Linked DNA regions of Homo sapiens: region 2 is linked to region 1. Evidence: chromatin contacts called from ENCODE Hi-C or POLR2A ChIA-PET data. All regions are on one chromosome and are shown on one strand. Each heading gives the region's core, a stretch centred on a gene start or an enhancer-like site at or near the end of the contact. The rest is flanking DNA. Distances are from core to core; before and after follow the strand shown. Region 1 holds the start of DUSP28 (dual specificity phosphatase 28). Region 2 holds the start of LINC01238 (long intergenic non-protein coding RNA 1238).

Region 1 (3,093 bases), core at 53-2,552:
AATGTATTTCTTTTTGTGTCTGTAAGATAATTTGTGCATCACCTCAGCCGGAAATATAAAATTAAAAGCACTATGTTTCACACACACACACACAAAGGAAAACTCGATATGACAGTGAGGAAGAAGGGTAAAGACCAGCCTTCTGTATCAGTGCAGGGACATCCTTCCTCCAGGCAGCAGGCCTTCAAGCTTCAAGCCTCAGGGCCCAACCCTAAGGCTGGGGGCTCTCCCTGCAGGCAGGACTGGGCCTGGAGGGCCTCCTCATACTTCTGGAGCTGAGACCAGAAGCCCGGGTTCGGTTCTGCTACCGGGCGAGCGCTCTTCACCATCTGCAAACAAGAAGTGTACTGAATAACCCCAAGTCGCGCTAATGGCCAGCAGGGGCCAAGGCGGGCCCAGCTGTAAGAGTGGGCCCCGCCCAACCCGGAAGTGCCTCTCTGCTTCCCTAAGCCCGCCCTCACGAGAGAGACCCGCCCCTCCCGGAAGTGCCTGTCCCAATCCCGAAGCCGGCCCCGCCCGGAAAACTCGTCCCCGGAAGACACGCCCCTCTCGAAACACCGCCCCCCTAAAGGCCCGCCCACCTGGAAGGCCTTCGCCAGGCTGAGGCCGCGGTGCCGCATGAGGTACGCGGTGCAGACGGCGGCCGAGCGGCTGCGGCCGTTCTTGCAGTAGACTAGGCAGGCGCCGCCGGCGCGCACCGCGGCCTCCATGGCGGCGCACGTGGGCTCCAGGTGCGCCAGCAGGTCCTCAGCCGGGTCGTCGAACACGGGCACGCGCAGCTCTGCCACGCCGGGCGCGCGCGGGCCGGGCTGCTGGCGGGAGACGTTGACGCACAGCGTGACTCCCGCGCGCGCCAGCTGCTCCTCCGCGCCCGCGGCTCGCGCGCTCCCGAGGAAGAGTGAGGGCGCGACGCGCACCAACGGTGGAGGTACGGGCGAGGCGGCCCCGCGGCGCCCAGCTTCTGCCGGTCCCATGGCGCCCGCCGAAGAGTCTGCTTTTGGGCCCTGAGGATCTATTTTGGGGGCTCAGGCGCCCGCCCAGGAGTCTATTTGTGGGAGCCGGGCGGGCCGCCGGGCGCCCCCGGGTCCTAGAGGCCTCCGAGGTGGACCAGGCTGGGGCTTGGGTCCCCCGCGGGCGCTGGGCCGGGACAGGGGGCTTGGGTCTCGTTGGGGCCGGGGCATGGCGGGAGGTTTGGGCCTCACCAGGGCGCCGGGGCCTTGGACCGCTCTGCGTCCCATGTTCTCTGTCCCCGGGCGCCGTCCTCCCCGCCCCCGCGGCCTGTGGCACTGGGCTTGCGTCTGTGGCTCTTGGGCGCAGCGCCCTGCCCGCTCTACTGCGGCGTCTGGCGCGGAGGCGTGGCTTGGCCGGGCCCGCCCACTTCGCGTCCGCGTCGTTCGGCTAGGGCCCCGTGGCTACCCGGTGCACGTGGACGGCGGGCTGCGTGGTTCCCGTGTCTTCACCCTTTCCCTAGTGACTGCGTTGTCGGCTTTACGTTTATTCCTTTTTGTGGCCCGCTTTGTAATTGGTGCATTTTTTTCTATGTATTATAACACATGGCTCATAAAATAAAACTAATTTCTATTTTCATCACTTCTTCATAGACCACACTATTCCTTTTGCTGTTTCTAAGTAATTTATTGGGGTCAGCATTGTAACTTTAAAAAATTTAATATCACTTAATGTCCATGAAATTGCCATTTAAGACTCCTTCAATTTTTCTGACATCTGGTAATTTTCAGGCAATGGATACACTGAAAAGCAACTGTCTCAACAGCCCTACAGACATTTAGCAATTGAAGTTTCAGTTGCATACAGTCTCTCTCTGGGTTATCGTCATTGCTTTGTCCATCAGCCTTCTAGCATTGGTAACTGTCAGATCTTTATTGCAGCCTGGGGTTCACTCTTGAGCTAAAGACTCAAATATGTCTGCAGCCAGGTCTTCCCTGGTTGCAGCTCCAGACATCACCTCCGTGGAGGTCTTATCAGCATCTGTTTCCCACTTCCTCCACCCTAAGGAAGGACTCCAACTTTCCTAGGATGGAGGAGTGGAATTCCCTTTTTTTCCCTGGCGTTCATGGGAGCCATTGATTAGGTTGGGACACTGTCTCCCTCCGCTTTCTAGGAGTTGGCTCTGTCTCTGGCCAAAAGTGAAGGCCACACTCCCGTGACTGCTCTGGGAATGAGCTTGGTGTCTAATAACCCATGAAGGAGAGAGCACTTTGGAAGGCTCCTCTGTTCTCTCATGGCCATAAGGGGAAGCCAGCCTTGGGTGAAAGCAGAGGAGATGGGAGAGCCAAGGTCCTTGATGCCACTGTTGGGCCACTGAAATGAATCAAACAAAACCTGAAGTCCCTCCTCCTCCTGGACTGTTTCATGAATCATCATCACCCTTTACGGTTGGAGGATGGTTGAGGTGGGTTTTCTGCTCCAAAGCCTGCTACTTGAACCATCATGCTCCCACTCCATTGAGGTAATGGATTGGGAACCAATTCATCCTAAGTGTCTCTGCATCTCATTGCCACACTTAGTCTGGGCCAGCCTCTGTCTCCTGGACTTGGTGCTAGTCCCCCACAGTGTAACCAGAATGTGCTTGCTAAGAACAGAGGGTTTCTACATGTTGGTTCTGACTCCTTAGCAAGTTGTAATTCACAACTAATGTGGGTTGTGAAATCAATTCTGTGGGTCATGATCAGCATTTTAGTTTTTAGAGAAATAATAGACTACATGAAAATATTAGAGTGCATGCATGTAGTATGCCGAACTTTTAATGAAACATTTTTCTGAGTGGTTTGTACTGGGTCGTGGTGTAAAATGAGATTTTAGAGAGAAGTGAACTCAACAGACAGGCACTGGCGTGTGGAGGCAGAGCCCCTAGAACCCCAGAATCCTGGCCCAGCCTTAGTCCTTAGTCCCCGGAAAGCTAGCCAGTGGGGAGGGCCAGGGCATCAGCTCTTCACACCCCCTGCCCTGTTCTCAGAGGCAGTCTGGGTTGAGAAAACGCAAGCCCTGCACCTCCAAGAGCCTCTCCCCTCTTTGCAGGAAGGCCCAGCTGTTTCCCACCATGGTGCCTCTGTACATCCCAGTCCAGTTCCT
Region 2 (3,093 bases), core at 182-2,681, 1.4 Mb before region 1:
CCTATCAGCAAGTAATATGATCAAATGGAAGAAAAATGTATTAAATAATGGATTATAATGAATGTGAGCAAATTAAACTACAAAACATAAGGCTGGAAAGACAACCTTCTTTTTAACAGAAATGTACCAAAAGGGGAAATGTTATAACTTTCTATGAGAATTGATCAATAATTTGGCAATCACAAAGTTAATGAAGTGTTTCTATTTCTTTTTGAATGACTACATAATTTGAGAAATTAACAGGTTGAAATGCCCCCTCCCAACTTCCCAGGAGGCAGGTCTGGAACCAGTTCCCCCATGCCCTGTGCCCCTAGTCAATATGGACATTTATTTCTCACAGTTCTGGAGGCTGGAAGTCTGGGGTCAAGGTTGTGGCCAATCCTGTGTCTGGCAAGGCTGCTTCCTGGTTTGCAGACACCATCTTCCTCCCTGTCCTTAGCAGAGAGGAAGGGTGGTGAGTAGAGAGAGAAGAGGCTGGTTCTGGTGTTTCTTCTTACAAGGGCACTAATCCCCTCATGGGGCTCCACCCCATGACCTAATCACGTCCCAAAGGTCCCATCTCCAAACACCATCCCACTGGGGTTTAGGATTTCAACGTAAGGATTTGGGGGGACGCAAACCTTCAGCCCACAGCAGTGCCCTTGGTCCTACCCCTTCCTCTCCTAGACTTCCTCCATAGGAGTTCGGCAGGCACTCCTGGTCTTCCTTTATCTTCTTGCAGAAAGATGGCCCGGCAGGTCTGTGACAACATTCACACCCACAAGGTCAACCAGGAAGAAACTGAACCTGATGCAAATAGAGACAGAGTCGCACCTGTGAGAAACAAACTCACCCGTCCAAACACAAAGACTGGACGCAGAGACCCGGAGAACAGCAAAACGGAGATTTTCAATGACAGTCTTGCAAGACTGGGTGTCTGGCTGGCATGCAGCCACCCCCAGCAGAGTTTCAACAAGCAATTTATCCCCTAGTGCGCAGGTCCCTCCCCCAGTTCCTCATTGACTGAGTAAATGGGGTTACGATCTTCCTGGACATCACCTATTGGTCGTTGGATTAAGATTTCAAGTCTGTTCTTTAGGATCTTTCTGCTGCATTTTATTGCAGCCCACCATGCATTGCAACTGTCTCAGGACTCTTCAAACATTTGACTATGGCCCTGGTGGCTGCACGTAGCTGATAAGAAAGGGTATAATTATTTATGTTGCAAGCTAGCCTAAACTAAATTCTTTGGTGGGGTGAGGAGAGGGTAGTTGAGGGGGCTCCTACTGATAGGCACGTGGCCGCTGGGTGAAAGGGAAAGCAGGAAGGAGGGCAGGGTGGTGACTCAGTACATTTCTGCTTCTTTATTTCTCTATTTCCACATAGCCTGCTTAAACCTATATGAAGGCACTTAGAACTGAAAATGGACCACCACATATAGGTTATTTTCTACACACCTACCTGTCAGCGACCGATCTTGCTCAGACGCATCCTTAACCAGCATGACCAGTCAGAGCTTCAGCCACACAGCAGCCTAGGGAGCTTCTTCATGCCAACATTCCTTACCTCTGTTTATTAATCTACCTACTTACCTGTAGAAGTTCATCCGTCTTAAGGACTTAGGAAAAATGTCTTGAGATTTTGGTCATGCTCATCCTTATGTTTTGAGGAAAGGGGTGCTCAGAATGAGTTGATGTGGCTTCGTCTGACACAAGCTGTCATAAACCCCATGCCCCGTCATCAACCCCACACCCCGTCATCAACCCCACACCCTGTCATTGACCCCACGCTCTGTCATAAACCCCACGCCTCATCATCAACGCCACACTCCGTCATTAATCCCACACCCCATCATAAACCCCATGCCCCATCATCAGCCCCACACCCCATCATCAGCCCCACACCCCATCATCAGCCCCAAGCTCCGTCATAAACCCCACGCCCCTTCATCAACCCCACACCCCATCATCAACCCCACACCCCATCATCGACCCCACACATGCCCCGTCATCAACCCCACACCCCGTCATCAACTCCACACCCCATCATCAACCCCATACTCCGTCATCAACCCCACACCACGTCATCAACCCCACACCCCGTCATCAACCCCAGGCCCCGTCATCAACCCCATGCCCCATCATCAACCCCACACCCCATCATCAACCCTACGCCCCATCATCAACCCCATACCCCGTCATCAACCACACACCCCGTCATCAACCCCAAACCCCATCAACAGCCCCACGCCCCGTCATCAACCCCATGCCCCGTCATCATCCCCACACCCCATCATCAACCCCACGCCCCGTCATCAACCCCACACTCGGTCACCCGTCATCATCCCCACACTCCATCATCAACCCCACGCCCCGTCATCAACCCCACACTCCGTCACCTGTCATCATCACCACACTCCATCATCATCCCCACACTTCATTACCCATCATCATCCCCACACTCCATCACCCGTCATCAATCCCACACTCCATACCCATCATCATCCCCACACTCCATCACCCATCACATCCCCACACTGTATCACCCGTCATCAACCCCACACTCCATATCCATCATCATCCCCACACTCCATACCCATCATCATCCCCACACTCCATCATCAACCCCACGCCCCGTCATCAACCCCAGACTCCGTCACCTGTCATCATCACCACACTCCATCATCATCCCCGCACTTCATCACCCAACATCATCCCCACACTCCATCACCCATCATCAACCCCACACTCCATCACCCATCATCAACCCCACACTCCATCATCATCCCCACACTCCATCACCCATCATCATCCCCACACTCCATCATCCGTCATCAATCCCACATTCCATCATCATCCCCACACTCCATCACCCATCACATCCCCACACTCCTCTATCACCCGTCATCAACCCCACACTCCATACCCATCATCATCCCCACACTCCATACCCATCATCATCCCCACACTCCATCATCAACCCCACGCCCCGTCGTCAACCCCACACTCCATCACCCGTCATCATCCCCACACTCCATCATCATCCCCACACTCCATCACCCATCATCATCCCCACACTCCATCACCATCCCCACACTCCATCACCATCCCCACA

What was found. Hi-C counts contacts between places; a loop is a spot of excess contacts on that map. ChIA-PET counts read pairs that join two places held with the same protein, here RNA polymerase II (POLR2A). Pooled maps may share reads with other maps.
Region 2: a map with no recorded cell type shows a loop between it and region 1 (4-fold over the local background). The contact joins the promoter of LINC01238 here to the promoter of DUSP28 in region 1. A Hi-C loop is called at or near these places in 1 of 37 single-sample maps with no recorded cell type and 4 of 50 pooled maps. POLR2A ChIA-PET finds 5 or more read pairs at or near these places in 1 of 52 experiments (activated B cell).

Annotation. Positions count from the first base shown.
Region 1 is chr2:240,558,566-240,561,658 of GRCh38, reverse strand. It overlaps DUSP28 (dual specificity phosphatase 28), which reads right to left and starts at 1,302. Exons shown (of 2, transcript NM_001370465.2): 1 at 582-1,302; 2 at 1-329. The coding sequence starts at 974. The coding sequence ends at 192. It also overlaps a transcript of ANKMY1 not described here. RefSeq lists enhancers at 84-443, 474-543, 576-717 and silencers at 814-863, 1,044-1,453.
Region 2 is chr2:241,969,021-241,972,113 of GRCh38, reverse strand. It overlaps LINC01238 (long intergenic non-protein coding RNA 1238), which reads right to left and starts at 1,431. Exons shown (of 6, transcript NR_110592.1): 1 at 833-1,431; 2 at 621-739; 3 at 339-429; 4 at 1. All of the region lies in intron 3 of LINC01237 (long intergenic non-protein coding RNA 1237), which reads right to left.